Regions from separate parts of the Homo sapiens genome. Here region 2 is linked to region 1. A link is an interaction called in ENCODE POLR2A ChIA-PET data of the cell type or tissue named here. Cell type or tissue: OCI-LY7. All regions are shown on one strand.

Region 1 (8,000 bases):
TAAGCGATCCTCCCACCTTAGCCTCTCAAGTAGCTGGGACTACAGGCTCACACCAGCACACCCAGCTAGTTTTTAAAAACCCTTTGTAGAGACAGGGGTCTCCCTATGTTGCCCAGGCTGGTCTTGAACTCATGGGCTCAAGCTATCCTCCCACCTCAGCCTCCCCAAGTGCTGGGATTAGAAGCATGAACCACCATATCCAGCCAAAAAACATTTTTAATAACAAAAACAATCTTTTAGGTATTCATCTTTTCTCACCACTTCTTCTCCAAATAAATGGCCAATGTGCCAAAATGCAGAAAAGAAACTGTTGGAGAAAACAAAGTAGCTATAGGAAAGTTGGAAATAGTCATCTTTTTCCCTGCTAAAAAATAAAAACAAAGTAAAAAACAAAGTAGCTATAGGAAAGTAAAACGAAGTTAAAAAAAAAAAAAAGTAAAAAAACAAAGTAGCCATAGGAAAGTTGAAAATAGTCATCTTTTTGCCTGCTAAACTTTCTTGATTGTTTCCAACTATTATTCTTAAGATGAAAAATATAAAAGATCAGATATACTTAAGAAAGTAACAAAAAGCCAAAAAGGTATTTTCTAAAATAACATCCTCAAAACCCAGAATTCACCTGAAATTAGCCCACTATTTTTATTTTAGGATAACTCCAGTTTCTCTGGAGAACTTATTCTGTCCTGGAAACAACCCACTTATAACGTCTGTTTAATGTCCTACAATATCATGACATGCTGTGAAGGAAATACTGACCTAGGGGGAATATTCCAGTTTCCTCAAATGTAAAATGGTAGTATTATACTCAACCATAAAGATTTGCCATGAGAATTGAATAAAATTCCAAATATGACCTTAATGGCATTCTGGAAACTACAGAGCTAATTTCAAATGAAAGTTATAATAAAGGTGATCCCCATCAAGAAAGCCGAGAAACCAATGTACTACATTACTGGGCTAAGGTGAAATAAAGCAGAGGTTCCCAATGTGCCTACAAAAGGCTTGCCCAGCCCTATTCTTGGTCTTCTCCCAAGTACCATACACCCCATGAACACATAAGTGCTGTGTGAGCATATTAATATATAGACTAAGTGAGCCATCTGACAACTATTTTCTACTAATGACAACTTTCAAGTTCAAAGCACTAAACCTCAAATTCGTCATAAAGTTCAATAATTTTATTTTTAGATAGCTCCAACGACTTCACCTTAATTTGACACCAGCATATTTATGTCTTTGAGCTTTGTAGAAAATACTAAAATGGGGGCTTCTTACTGAAAAAGGGGGGTGACTCACAAAACTGCTTAGACAAAAAGTGTAAAAGGATGTAAATAAGCCTGGGCAACATGGCGAAACCCTGTCTTCCAAATATACACAAATTAGCCAGGCGTGGTGGTGTATGCCTGTAGTCCCAGCTACTTGGAAGGCTGAGGTGGGTGGATTGCTTGAACCCAGGAGGTTGAGGCTGCAGTGAGCCATGAGCATACCACAGCACTGCAGCCTGGGTGACAGAGTGAGACCCTGTCTCAGAGAAAAAAAGAAAAGAAAAAGATGTAGATAAACAGAATGATGCATTGAGTACTACAATGACTGCTGAGATCTGCCGGTGATTCAACAGCGTGCGGAACCTGCATGACGTTTCATTTACTTGTAACTCAATTTCCAACTGTCTACATCATTGGCTATTAGGAAAGGTGAGGACGATTGCTTTAAAGCACCACAGAAATGTATGAATTAGCATATTTTGTCATAAGGCACATCCAATCTATTACATTTTCACATCAGTGTTCATCATTTTTTTTCTCTCTTAAGCGAGATCAGGGAAAAGCCAAAGCCTCAATCACACTTAAAAGTGCAAATGGCCTAAGGTACAAAGCCTAAGAAATTCACACAAAAGCTGCACAGACTCAGGAAAGAAAGATGAATTTAGACTATCTACATCCTAATGCCTTTATCCTAAGTCCCAAATACATGGCTTCAAGTTCTCACTTCTCACCTGAGCGCAAGAGAAATTTCCAATTGCTTCTCAGCTGTCAAGCAGCTAGCTCATCACAAATTCACTGTTAACTGTTCCTTCTCTCTCAAACCTATTGTTAAATTCTTTAATGCTGGTATATGACACCATTTATCTAAGATACTTCCAAATTCACATTCTCAATTTCTGCACCTTTTTCATCTCCCACTGCTGTCTAATCTGACCAGTGCCTAACACATCTATTCCCTCCTTTAAACTTCTATCAGCACTGCCTTATCTTCTCTCATCTGGACCTTCATTACAGCCTCCTAAATAATCTCCCTCTACCCCATCCCCTATCTTCCTATCACACAGCCTCTCAAGTTATTCTTCCAGAAACACAGAAATATTTTTCCAGAAATACAGGTAGGCCATCTTCTCCTTAGCCTGATTTTTAGCCACAGAACTTATGGCCGTCTAGATATTCTAGACAGTCTGCTACTAGAACGAGAGTAAGGATCTTACTTGCTATCTGGTTTGTTCTCTGCTATATCCCCAGTACCTAAAATAGTGCCTGCCACATAGTAAGCACTCAATAAATATTTGACAAATTAATTAAGCAAAGCATTGAAGATATTCTATTATTAGGCACTAAACTTCCTTTCCAGCTTCATCTCCCAGGACTGCTTCCATCTCTGAAATGTGCTTATCCAAATCTATCGCAATTTCTCCTCATTATTCAAGGCCTAGTTTTAGAAACCCCTTCCTCTTTGAAGCCTTCTGTAAATGCATCCTAACTAATGACTCTTTCTTCGGACTCACATACCACACTATTTGTATCTTTAACATTCTGTTCATTCTGCTTTGCTTTATATCAGCACCAGTCTAGGGCATCTGGTGGACAGAGACTGTTTTAGACACCTTTGTACCTGCAGGATCTGGCCCAATATATAGACATTGTTTAGGAAAGACTAGGCAAACCTGAGCATATGGGCTCTCAAATCTTTTTTAAGCTTCTATGAAAAAGGACACTTTGAGTGCCTAGTCTAATGTCTGGCACTGGCACTTAATAGGAACTCTGTAGATATTTATGAAATCAAGTTGAATACTGAGATTATTTTCTCTTTAAGATGATGATTAATCCCGGAAAAGTCAACATTTCAAGCAACACTTCACCATTTGACCACATTGTAATTTAGATGACTGGCTCCAACCCCCTTTGTGTAGGTTTTGGTAGATACTACAAGGACGGAAGAAGACAGAATGAGGACACTGGGCAGGGGTGCAGGTGGGCGGCAGGGGCAGTGAGGGCTTTGAGGGGGAAACACCCTCTAGCTGCAACAATAGCAGGTTTTTTTATCCCCAACCACAGGAACCCAGTGCATCACAAATAGGAAACACCAGCCTGTGACAGGCAGCTGTAAACCCGTCAGTAAATCTGATTTTCAGTTCCCTGAAGGGTTTGCATGCCTAAATACCTCAATCCTGAGGCCTTTGGTCGTAACAGCTCAAAAGGTAAAAGTCAAAGACCAGAGTGGCTTCGAAGTATGTACTTTGGTATGTCCAAAAGTCTTCCCCAGAGCTCAAGCCAATCTCTGTAAAAATGGATATTTTATGTGAACTCTCCAAAAGGCTCCAAGAATTCTGACTCAGTTAAATCAAATTACAACTCACTTTAGGTGAGGGGAAAAGATCTTTGAGTGAAGCTCAGAACCAATCCTCTTCAGTCTGTGGCCTAAGGCTGGCCCACCACCCAATTAAGGCAGGAAGAATGTGATGTAATCACTAGTTTTTCTCAAGGTTGACATAATTGTTACTACGCATAAAAATTTACAAAAAAGGCCATAAGTCCATGGACAACCTAGAGCTCCCCCCAAACCACCAGTAATCTCTACACTGCCCTTAAAGAACAATGGTCTTAAGCTGCACTTTTTCAAAGTTTGAATGGAATGTAGAAATTTATTCTTATTGGACATGGTTTCATCACCAAAGTGACATTCTGAGACTGATAAGGAATCGTTCTATTTTACTAAAAATGAAAAAAAGTAAATTTATCTAGAGTTAGGGCCTTCATATGAGTTTTCAGAAAGTGAAAATGATCACAGAAGCTCCGAAGAGAGGATGCTGCTCTGGGCGACAGCGGGAGCTGCACTGGCTGCACTGAAGGAGCCCAGAAATGCCTGAGGCCTTCCATTCCATCCCTGGGGCAGCCTGCACACCCGGTGTTTCCAATTATTTTAGAAGGCAGCTGCTCTGGCTTCCACACAATTGCTCTGCCACCAAGTGTTCTACAGAAACGCCAGGTCCAATGTGATAGCTCTGGGTGGCCAGGGCCATGTTTTTTCATTTTTTCTTTCTTTTTTAAGAGATGGGGTTTCTTTCTTTTTTTTTTTTTTTGAGACGGAGTCTCCCTCTGTCACCCAGTCTGGAGTGCAGTGGTGTGATCTCGGCTCACTGCAACCTCCACCTCCTGGATTCAAGAGATTCTTCTGCCTCAGCCTTCCAAGTAGCTGGAATTACAGACGCACGCCACCATGGCCAGCTAATTTTTGTATTTTTTAGTGGAGACGGGGTTTCACCACGTTGGCCAAGCTGGTCTTGAACTCCTGACCTCATGATCCGCCTGCTTCGGGCTCCCAAAGTGCTGGGATTACAGGTGTGAGCCACCGCACCCAGCCAAAAGATGGGGTTTCTTTGTGTTGCCCAGTCTTGAACTCCTGGGCTCAAGGGATCCTCCTGCCTCAGCCTCCCAAGTAGCTGGGACAACAAAATTGTTGGAAGATTCCATAAAGCTTCCCCATGTGGCCCTTTAACAGTCGTCTGTTTTAAAAATTGGTTTTTAAACAGATTTAATGTGTGAAACTTATCTGATCTGGATTTGAACAAACCAACTGTAAAAAGTCATTTCTAAGCACAAAACAAATCTGATTATGGACTGCATAATTGATAATATCAAAAAATTAGTGTTAATTTTATTATCTATGATATCAGCATTGCATTTATGTAATATGTTTCTTTTTTAGTGATGCAGCTCACGTCTCTTTCATCTTTGAATTCCACATTACCAACATATAATAAACACATGTGTGCTGTGTTTAGCGTCATCTTTTCTCCTCAAGGCAAAAATAATCAGTTATGTAAAGGAGGTTGATCTCAAGCTGAATATGGAAAAGTTTAACCGAACAGCTTAAATGTAGGAAATTGAGGACCTGAAGAAAGTGAACATCAGGCACTAGAGGTCCGGGTCTACTGGGAGACTGACATCACTTGGAGATGAGTTGTTTCTCCACCAGGTGACAGGCTAATGGCACACACTGACAGTCCAGTGGTTTGTCAGCTGAAAGTGACCTGTACAGGAGAAAGCCAACAAAAGACCTAATGAAGCCCTCTCAGGATGTCTAGCTCCAAAATGGCCCCAGACTACGGCATCTTTAAGAAGTCAAGTCAGTTTCCAAGGGGTTCTAACTAGATCCCTTTGGCATGTCTCTCCTTAACTAACTCTAAACGTTTAGGGTTACCCTGATCTCCCAGGATGGTTTGTGCCCCAGCAGTCCAGAGCCCACTCCAGAATCTACATTCCGGGGTAAAATGCCTTCTTACAAAGGTCAGGAGCATGAATGCTTCTGAGGCAACCATGTGACCTAGAGTTATAGTAACTACAAGATGGGCTCTTGTGCCATCAAGGAATTCCATGAAGTACTAACAGGAGAATAATGGCCACTCTCATGCTACAAATGGGCCATTTCAGCATCACACCAAAAAGTTTTCAATACAATAATTTACGCTCTGAAAAGAAGGTACTTTTACTAAATAGGGAGAACAAAATGCAAGCACGCAAGCACACCCATCAGTGAATGACTCCGAGCGTCCATAACTTTCTAAACACCAAACTAACAAAAATGATTGACGCATGGTAAGTGCTCAAGCGTTTGACAGTTTGTTATTCAACGCCCAATGTGCAAATAGTATTAACATTTTTGTCCATTAAGATAAAATTTTGGCTAACATCTTTCTCATTAGAAATTTAAAACGAGGCTGGGCGCAGTGACTAATACCCATAATCCCACCACTTCAGGAAGCCTAGGAGGGAGGATCTCTTGTACCCAGGAGTTGGAGGCTGCAGCGAGCTATAATAGCGCCACTGCGCTCCAGCCTGGGCAACAGAGCGAGAACTTGTCACTTTAAAAAAAAGGGGGGGAGGGTGGGCCGGGAACGGTGGCACACGCCTGTAATCCCAGCACTTTGGGAGGCCAAGGCGGGAGGATCACAAGGTCAGGAGTTCGAGACCAGCCTGGCCAATATGGTGAAACCCGTCTCTACTAAAAAATACAAAAATAAGCCGGGCGCCTCTAGTCCCAGCTACTCAGGAGGTGGAGCCAGGAGAATCGCTTGAATCCGGGAGGCGGCGGTTGCAGTGAGCCGAGATCACGCCACTGCACTCCAGTCTGGGTGACAGAGCAAGACTCCATCTCAAAAAAAAGGGGGGTGGGGGGGAGAAATTTAAAACAGTATGAGTGGAAATGTTCTCACATTCAGTGCATCCTCCAACAGGATTTGTAAGCTAAAGTTGAAAGATCCTTTTCAAAGACAGATCTTTTTCACTTTAAAGGAATGAAAAAATTAAAATTAAGCACTAAGTAACAATACTGACATGATGCTTGCTTCGTGTTTTACACATTAATTCATTAATCCTTGTAATAACCTTTTAAGTACCATCATTATCCCCATTTTACGGTAGCGGAAACAGTACATTGAGGCAAGGCAGCTGAGTAACTACGTTTGATTTAGTGGTCGAGCCAGGATGCCTAGGCAATCTGGCGCCAGAGTCTCGGCCTGTGGTTCCCAGGCGTTGGTGCCCACTGGAATCCCCTGGGGATCTTTAAAACGCCGTCTCCAGGCACTCTGGTCAACAGGTAGGGGGTGAGACCTGGGCATCAGAACTCTGAAAGGTTCCCAGGTGATTCTAAGCAAAGTTTGGGAACCGCTGGGTATTAAAAGCATTCCTAAAGTTCTGTCGCTTCTCCTGCTTAGGAGTTCCTTCGCCGAGGCGCTGAGCTCACGGCAAAGGTAGAGAAAGGACGCAACGGGGAGGGGCGGCCAGCCTTGCCAAGGGTTAGGCCGGCGAGCCGGGCGTGAAAGCCGAGACGCGGCGCGGAAGGCTGTGGCCGGAGGGTGCAGGCTGCTGCGCGGTGCGATCCGACTCGGGGAGGGTGGCTGGCCCAGCTCCAGGTGCGCACGAGCAGGTGTCTGCTGGGCCGAGGGGCGCAGGCCACTGTGCCGCGGGGGCGGAAGCGGTGAGGCGCGCTGGCTTCTCACATGACTTCCCTCCAGGGCCCAGCTGATGCTGCCGGGAAAGGACCGCAGGGTCCCACACCCCCCCCGGGCGCTCCGCTGCGCCGCCGAGCGCCTCCCGGTCCTGGGGGGTGCGCGTCACAGGCGGCCCGCAGGGACCTAAGTTACTTTGCGCCGCCCGACGCGAGGACGCCGGGAAGTTCGTTACTTTCCTCGGCGGGGCGGGGCGGGGAGGTGCGGGACAGGACGGACCCTGGACCGTGGCGCGGGGAAGGGAGCGAGGCAGGGGCATCCCAGGCGGCGGCCCGGCCCCCTCAGGTCCCTTTTCGTCGCCCACCGTATACCCACCCGGAGGTGAAATCCTGCTGCACGCTCAGCAGCCGCTCGCGAAGGGTCTCCAGCATTGCCGCCGCCGCCGGTCTCCTCTCCTCAGGCCTCGGGCTGCTGCTGCCTCTGTCGCCCCCTGGGTCCCACGCCGCCAACCCCGCGCTGTCACCGCGCGCCCCGCACTCCCACTACCGGCCCCGCCCCCGGTCTGGTCCTCGCCGCCGCGCCGCAACCCCAGCCCCTTCCGCGTTCCCGCCCCGCGCGCGCCAGGCTCGCGCAGCCGCAGTGGACTGCGCCGGGCTCGGGCTGCGGAAAAGGGGCGGGTCTTCCCCCGACCGAGAGGGCCAGTAGCTCCTCGGCTCATTCCTATCCCGCACCAGGCCTTCTCGTTTTTTTTTTTTTTTCTTTAAAATGGAAGCGGCATCGT
Region 2 (8,000 bases), 710 kb after region 1:
ATCTATGCTGTAGCTGTAAAATATATCCCTGGATGCTTTTACAGAATAATACTGAAACACTCTCTGAAACTAATGGATATTGCTAAACTGACAAAACTCACTTATTAAATTCAATTAATGGGGACCAATAAATTAACCGCCTCTTCCTGGTGTTCGTCCGTGCCCCCTCCCAATCTTCACTCCCACAAATCATGCACTAGCCATTAAAAATAGAAGGAAACTTTCTTCCTCTATGTTAAAGTAACTTGAAATCATCTACCTTGTCTTCTAAAACTCCTCTCTTGTTGCTTTCTAAATATCCAAATGGAAAATGATCCTGGAGGAATGGGCAGTATGTGGTTTCCCCTATTCTACTAGTCTCCAACCCACACAGACAAAGAAACCCGATATCCAACAGAGGTTCTTCCCTCCTTCGTACCTCCACCCACATGGATGAATAAACCTGATCTCCAACAGAGGTTCTTCCTTTGGGCCTTCCCTCACGGTTATGGCCCAAAAAGCTAGAAAGGACAATGGGCATCCTTTCAGATAAAGAAATACGCTACAGAAATGAGCAGCAGAATCACAGTCCTGAACTCTGCAATAAATTTTTACTCATGCGGTAAATGCCCATGGACAGGGGTTAACCTCTAGCATTTGCACGCAGCCACCCGTTCGCTCTTGGCTCCTGGTAAGCACTTACAGGCATTTAAAGATGTGCAAAGGGTATAAGTCTTCAATGCTCTCTGCCCCTCATAAGCATCTCTGATAATATCCAACATCTACTTAAATGCTAGCTTACCTTAAAGATAAACTCTCCTTCTTTATTTCATTCCACCAGGACTGAACCCTGACTTGGGACTATTTGCCTTGAAAAATGAGTTTTCTCCAGCTCTGCAGAGGATGGCTGCTGTGTATAATGGTCTCTGAAATGCTAACGGAAGCCAAGAAATCACCTGACATGAACTATGAAGCTATTAGTTATGAAAAGCAATATCGATATTTACCTTCTAACTCTTCATGCTGGAGGGTAAAGCAGCACAACCTGGACGTGCCTGGTGCCGAGCCAACATAAAGAGAACATCTGCATCTTCCCTCCTCTACCATTTTTGAAATGGAAATAATGCTTATGGTGGTAATAATGTGGTGACTGTCGTTCAAAGCCCCTTCACACACATTATGATCTGATCTGCTCCTCCCAGGAATCCTGCATGAGGTGGATATCATGAATGTTATAATGTCCAGAAGCAGGAACTGATGTAGAAAGTTAAGTGATGTTCTCCAGGCGACCCCGACAGAGCCTGGCAGGGCTGCTGCTTTGACCCTGGAGTTGAGAGGAATTGTTCTTTCCACATCAACCCCCGCCGGACATATTTCAAAAATGCAACTGTTTTTCATTTGGGTCTATCTTTTCTTTGCTAATAGTAATCAAAGATCTAAAAGCTACAGATTTATCAAAGAACTGAAGCTACTAAAATTGTTTGCAGTGTCGTGAAAGAAACTGGCAAACACGATTTTAAGAAAAGAGGCAACTGTGACAGAAGAAATAAAAACTTGTGTTTAGGTTATCTTCAAAACTAATATTTCTAATGTACAATGCACAACTAAGATAGCTTTTTTCTGATATAAAAATAAAGTGTGATCATATGTGGAAACACAGAAAACTTAAAAAATATAAAACTGCTCCTAATATCTCCAACATGATATATCCACTATTTACATTTTGATTGTATTTTGGCATATATATATAATTTTCTTTTTTAAAGCTCACATATATCTATGCATGTTTACAAAGTTAGAATAATTCTGAATATATAATTTTGAATCAGTTCTTTCACTTAACATTGTATTGTAACTAGAATTATAAACTAGTTTTTTAAAGCTAGTTAAAGGAAGAATGAAGTAAAGCCAGAAAAACCTTAAACTACAGTTTGTAACTAACTGTAAAATCCAAAAGCACTTGGCAAATGGTAAGGAATTTGGACACATAAATTAATGGAGCTAAATATTAATCAGTGAGCAAATATTAATTGAGTCTTAAAGAGCTGAAATTATTCTAGGAGCCATGCCTGGGATGTCGTGGTGGCTAAGATGGAGTCCCTACTATTGGGAGCATAGAGTGTCAGAAATTAAGAGAATGCAATAAATTCCAGTAGAGATGGGCTCAATTTGCTTTCACACCAACTAGAATGGTGTGAAAGAATGGTTTGCAAAGCAAATGAATGATGCATACCATCGTCTAAGAATAGCACTTAATTTACTTACAAGAAGGAACTGTTTTAATTGGTTTAAAAATACTCACTACACACAAATATTTTGTTAATTAAAAATGAGTACCTATTTGAACACTTATGTGAACTAAATAGGAGCTAATACATGAGATAAAAATTATGTAGTTACAATTTTTTTTTTTTTTTGCTTTTCATTAATTGAATCAGACTGGACTTTCTCCAAGCATGTGAATGAGTGAGGATTTATTGTACCATGCAAAAACTTAGGATCTTTACAGGTTTTATTATTTGTATTTAACACTAGTTCCATTTCAGCTGGTCAGATAAGAAGAAATGTGATAGCAAAAGATATGCAAGATGTTAATCTGCTCTTAAAAAAAAGAAACCAATATTTGACCTGAATTGATACAAGTGTTTTCTTTTTTTTGAGCCGAGACAGGGTCTTGCTCTGTTGCATCTAGAGTGCAGTGGTGCAATCATAGCTCACTGCAGTCTCAAACTGCTGGCTCAAGTGATCCTCCCATCTCAGCTTCCTGAGTAGCTGGGACTACAGGCATGCCACTATGCCTGGTTATTTATTTTTATTTTTATTTTTATTTTTATTTTTATTTTTTTCAGTAGAGATTGGGTCTTGCTATGGTACCTAGGCTGGTCTCAAAATCCTGGGCTCAAGTGATCCTCCTGCCTTAGCCTCCCAAAGTGCTGGAATTACAGGCATGAGCCACCATGCCCAGCCCATACAGGTGTTTTAATTTGGTTTAATCCCAAATGTCTACAGAGGTCACAGGACTTTACATATTTCTTTGACTTCTTTCTCTACTGGATCATGTGTTATTGTAAAATTTCTTTATGTGTGATTAAACCCAGGGCAAGCCAGAGTCAATAAATCAGTTACATGTATGTGATATTGTTGATACACATTTTTAAAATTGCTTTTTAGAAAATCAACAAATTAAGGCACTTTGCAAATCCAATCTATTTTTCTTTTATAAAACAGGAAGGAATATTAGAAACACAGGAAGTTGAACATCTCAGTAAATGCCAAGAAGGAGATTGTGCCTTGGAGGAAAGGTTGGCATGGAGCCAGTATCCTTCTGTGCCCTTGGTCTCACCAGACCCAGGGCCAGACCAATAAGAAAGAAGGGAAAAGGGAAATTAAAAGAAGCCAGAGATATGGACAGAAACAAGAGGAAGGAGAGAATGGAAAAGAAGTTGAGAGGGAACAGAAAAGAAGTACACAGGTAGAATTGGTGGGTGAGCTGTGGAGAAACTGCAAACCGAGTGAAAGCCCTCTAACACTGAAATGCAATAAGACTGCATTACTCCATCCCATGCTCAGCCCCAACCATGCCCATTTGGATAAAATGGATTCCATTTGGTAATGGTTGGCAATAACTGTCATTTCTGAAATGCCAAGGGCCCACATATACAACCAGTTGACACCTTTATAGTAGTATTTATAGCTCAGACACTTTAAAACATGACTGTGGGCTGGGCACAGTGGCTCATGTCTGTAATCCAAGCTCTTTGGGAGTCTGAGGCAGAAGGATCACTTGAGCCCAGGAGTTTGAGACCAGCCTGGGCAACCCAGTGAGAACTCATCTCTACAAAAAAAAGGTAAAAATTAGCTGGGCGTGGTGGCACATGTCTATAGTCCTTGCTACTAGGGAGGCTGAGGCAGGAGGATCACTTGAGCCTGGGAGACAGAGGCTATAGGGAGCTGTGATTGCACACTGCACTCCAGCTGGACAGCAAAGTGAGACACTGTATCAAAATAAATAAATAAATAAATAAACAAACAAACAAACAAACAAACAAACAAACAAATAAATGAACCTGTGGTAGAGTAGAGAATGTAGAGACAGAAGTTTATGTGGTAGGAAGGGGACATGTGATACGAGGTTGAACAAGAGGCCCAAGTGGAGGGACACATAGGGCCATGTAGGTGTCCTGTTAACTCCATGGAGGAGGTTTCTGGGGATGTCCCAGGCCATGTTGCCTGAGAACATGTCTGCCTGAGACTCATTCTATTCCTGAAAGTCTGAAACCATCAGTTGTATTCTTACATTGATTATGGTTCAATGGTATGGTTTCTCCGTATAAACGTCCTGGCCACCATTTAGAAATGATCCATAATTTCTTGTTTGGGTCTTAGTTTTTCCACTTATACAATTTTTTACTTATTTTATTTTCTATCTGCTTCACGGGCATATTAATGTGTATGGTTAACAAGCAATCATTAGCAGTTACCAAGTGAAAGACAAATGGCAGATGGAAACTTTTGATCTGTCCCACACACGTGTCTTGGTGAAGGTATTCAGGCCACTCCAGGGGCCAGTCTGGAAGCCATATCTGATCAGGTTAGGGCATGATATAGTTTGGCTGTGTCCCCACCCAAGTGTCATCCTGAATCGTAGCTCCCACAATTCCCACATATTGTAGGAGGGACCTGCTGGGAGACAACTGAATAATGGGGGCAGTTTCCCCCATACTGTTCTCGTGGTAGTGAATAAGTCTCACGAGATCTGATTGTTTTATAAGAGGTTTCCCCTTTTGATTGCCTCTCATTTTCTCTTGCCTGCTGCCATGTAAGACATGCCTTTTGCCTTCCACCATGATTGTGAAGCCTCCCCAGCCACGTGGAACTGTGAGTCCATTAAACCTCTTTTTCTTTATAAATTACCTAGGCTTGGGTATGTCTTTATTAGCAGCATGAAAACAGACTAATACAGGGCATCACACCCAAATTAGACCTGTTTCTCCTCTACTTCCATATGAACTCTGTAATGCTTTTCCTATTGCTGATAACAACCTGGTTGCAGACCAACATGTTATATCAATGTTCTGTAAATAGGCACATGTTACATAAAGCACCACGGCATAAACCAGGTGATAATACATTGTAATGACACTCTAAAAATGTAGTAATCACTCAATAAAATCCTTAGCATCTGCTATATACCTCGAATTATACCAGAAGCTTTTAGGATATGAGCAAAAAAAAAAAAAAAAAAGACATAGACCCTGCTAAAAAGGAACTTACAATCCAGCTTGAAGAAATAAAGCCCACACATAAAAAAATTAGGGAACAAGACCATATTCAGTTAAGTGCAAAAATTGAAAAGTATGCTCGATTAGCAAGCTAGAGGGTTTATTAGAAATAACAGTAGCTTAAAAACTTCCCTACTATAAAAACCATAGTTTAAGCCTGCTTTAACATTAGATCTGGTTTCCCACAACTGATTAACCTGAAAATGGTTTAGCACAACACTAATCCTTTAATTTAACAACCTATAAATGCCGTATATAACAAGTTCCACAGAGCCCTTTCTTGGATTCATAATGATAACCTGCATCTACCACACTATCCAATGTTCATTTTAATGAGCACCTCTGGACTTTAATGAACAATCTTAGGTCTAAGTGAGCATCAATTAAAGAGAAAATGCCTCCAAAGGTATAAATGGTGATGTATCATCTGGGTTAGCAGGGTTGAAAGGACACCTGTGAGCATCGTGAGGTTTGGATGGCAAGTGTGCCCCCTTGATCAGCAGCTCCCACCTCTGTCTGATATAGAGCGAAGCTGGGGCCTGGGATGAAAGAAGAAAGCCCCAGCACATAAATATTAGGGGAATGCTATAGAAGGAGGAATTCTGAAAGAAGAGAAATACATCTGAGCAACACAGAATTGCTGCAGAGTTACCTGCACGCATTCTTACAGTTTTCCAAGGACAAGAGGAGGGTATGGCATTAACCCGAGCCCCTGAATATGTCTAATTCTGTAGGCATGCAAATGAGAATTGGTCTGACTGACTTTGCGGCAGCAGCTGAGCCCTGCTAACTTCCCTTCAGAACTCAGCTTGGGCTAGCAAAGAAAAGACGCCCACTCACCCACCTACCCCAGCAGCTTTGCAGAAGTGCTGCAGGGTGAAGACAATGAAGAAAGGCAAGGCTGAAGAAAGCCGAGGCATTCTGCCCTCTCCCAGCAAAGACAGCCTGGACGTGTTCAGACCCTATCGCCGCATCAAAAGAAGAACACCAAGGAGAAAGGAGTCACAAAAGCTCTGGCATGATCAGGAAGGCACCTGGATTTGAAAAGGATATATTATTGCCCAAGCTTAACTTCACTGATTTCCATGACTAAGCCACTTGACAGAAAACTCCTTTTTTTCAATTTAAACTTTAAGAACTACAGCTCTGTTACTTAGAATCCAAAGCAAATATCATCAGGACAAGTGTCTCTGAGGAAACAGCTGTCAACAACTCTGCAATTCCTTTATCCACTACATGCTAACACCCATCCTGAGCCCAGCGAATGTCCTTCTATGCCTGGTTACAAAGATTGGGGCATTACAAAAATTCATCATTCCCCCTTCTCTCACCCTGATAATCACAGTAGTTTCTGGGGGACCTAGATGGAACCCTTTATTAAATTTTGGAACATGAGAAAGGCTGGGTGGTACCCACTTGTCATTTGTAAGTGAGTGCTGGATAATTTCCATCAGACCACAATGCTTGTATCTTTATTTTTTTTTTTCCTGCTCATTGCCTTCCTATGATACTAATTTAAGAGTTCTTTCAAACCCAAATTTAGCTCTGTGTGCCCACCTAGATTGCTCTGGGAATTGAAATAGTCCAAGCTATTTGCTTTGGAAAATATACTCCATTGTGAATGAAAGGCCTATGGCCAAGGTGTTTCCTTCTGGCACAAGAAAAGAGAAAAGACAGAACAGGGAAGGGGCAGGGGGAAGTCTGATAAAAATGGACTATCTGTTCAATTACCTACAGATTTCCCACTGGGCTTTACTTTAGAAAGTTGTACAGGTTAATGCTATCCACAAGCCCTGGGCACTGGTGCCCCATGGCACAGCTGCCTGCGGGATGGCACATGGTACACTAATAGCACACTTATTATTAGATTTTCTGCATGGTTACATAAGCCTACAAAAGGGAAAAATGTAAATGATTCAAGAAGATATTCTTCATGCGGTTCTCATGAAATCTTTAATATCTTAAGACTTAGGAAGAACTCTCCTGGCAAGATACGATCAATTTTCATGCTTCATTAGGAAAAAAGCCCTTTCAGTAATGTTACAGAAATGGCTATAGGCAAAAGAGAGAAAAAAATTACACTCTGGACTGAACAAAACCCCAAGGCACTTTGGACTAAATCCTTTCTTTGTACCCACAGCATATCTGAAAGGAGAAGCAATGCTCACTTGGGGTGTGTGGGGATTGTATTTTGACTAGCCTGTCTACCCACAGAATTTCATTTAATCTAGGTGGAGTTGTTATCAATCTGTTTAGTCTTTCACAAATTTGAAGGGACTGTAGCTTAAACCAACAATCACCCTCAAAGCATTGCAATGATATGAAGGAAACAGCTGACATGGGGCCTGTGGAGGTGGGAAAATGGTGGATTGGAGAGAGGCCATATACACTTGAATTTCTGCAAAGGCAGAGGCAAATTATGTCACCTTCCCGCTTTCCTTTTCATTTAAAATCTACAGCTTTTCAAGACAATTTCCCTTTATTTCAGGAGAATCGAGAATACAAAAATAAATGTCTTAAGCACATCATTTACATTATTTTTTTCTGACACTTGAATAGTTGACAAACTCTGAAATCACTTCTTTTAAACCTAATGTTGATACCAAATTCTACTTTTTGGACTCAAAAAAACAGTCTTTAGAATTGTTCAATTTAAAAGCCTTGTCATACTGTAGTTATATATACTCAAGGAAGTTATTGTATGCAGAGAGCTGCAGACATTCTTGAAAGGTAAGGAGT

What was found. Peaks named below come from ENCODE experiments on the same cell type or tissue, not always from the same donor. Only the 100,000 strongest peaks of a DNase experiment are listed, where the experiment ranks them.
Region 2: POLR2A ChIA-PET joins it to region 1 with 11 read pairs; 2 of 35 experiments call an interaction of 5 or more read pairs at or near these places.

What each region holds. Positions count from the first base shown.
Region 1 is chr6:15,655,220-15,663,219 of GRCh38, forward strand. DTNBP1 (dystrobrevin binding protein 1) reads right to left here and starts at 7,809. Exons shown (of 10, transcript NM_032122.5): 1 at 7,595-7,809. The coding sequence starts at 7,650. RefSeq lists an enhancer at 7,016-7,065 and a silencer at 7,296-7,805. In OCI-LY7, no CTCF peak of the experiment used is centred here; DNase peaks (open chromatin) are centred at 3,332, 7,232 and 7,732; H3K4me3 peaks cover 2,985 bases; H3K27ac peaks cover 3,048 bases.
Region 2 is chr6:16,368,933-16,376,932 of GRCh38, forward strand. All of the region lies in intron 6 of ATXN1 (ataxin 1), which reads right to left. Among named protein-coding and RNA genes, the nearest start is that of GMPR, 130 kb to the left of the region's middle. In OCI-LY7, no CTCF peak of the experiment used is centred here; no DNase peak of the experiment used is centred here.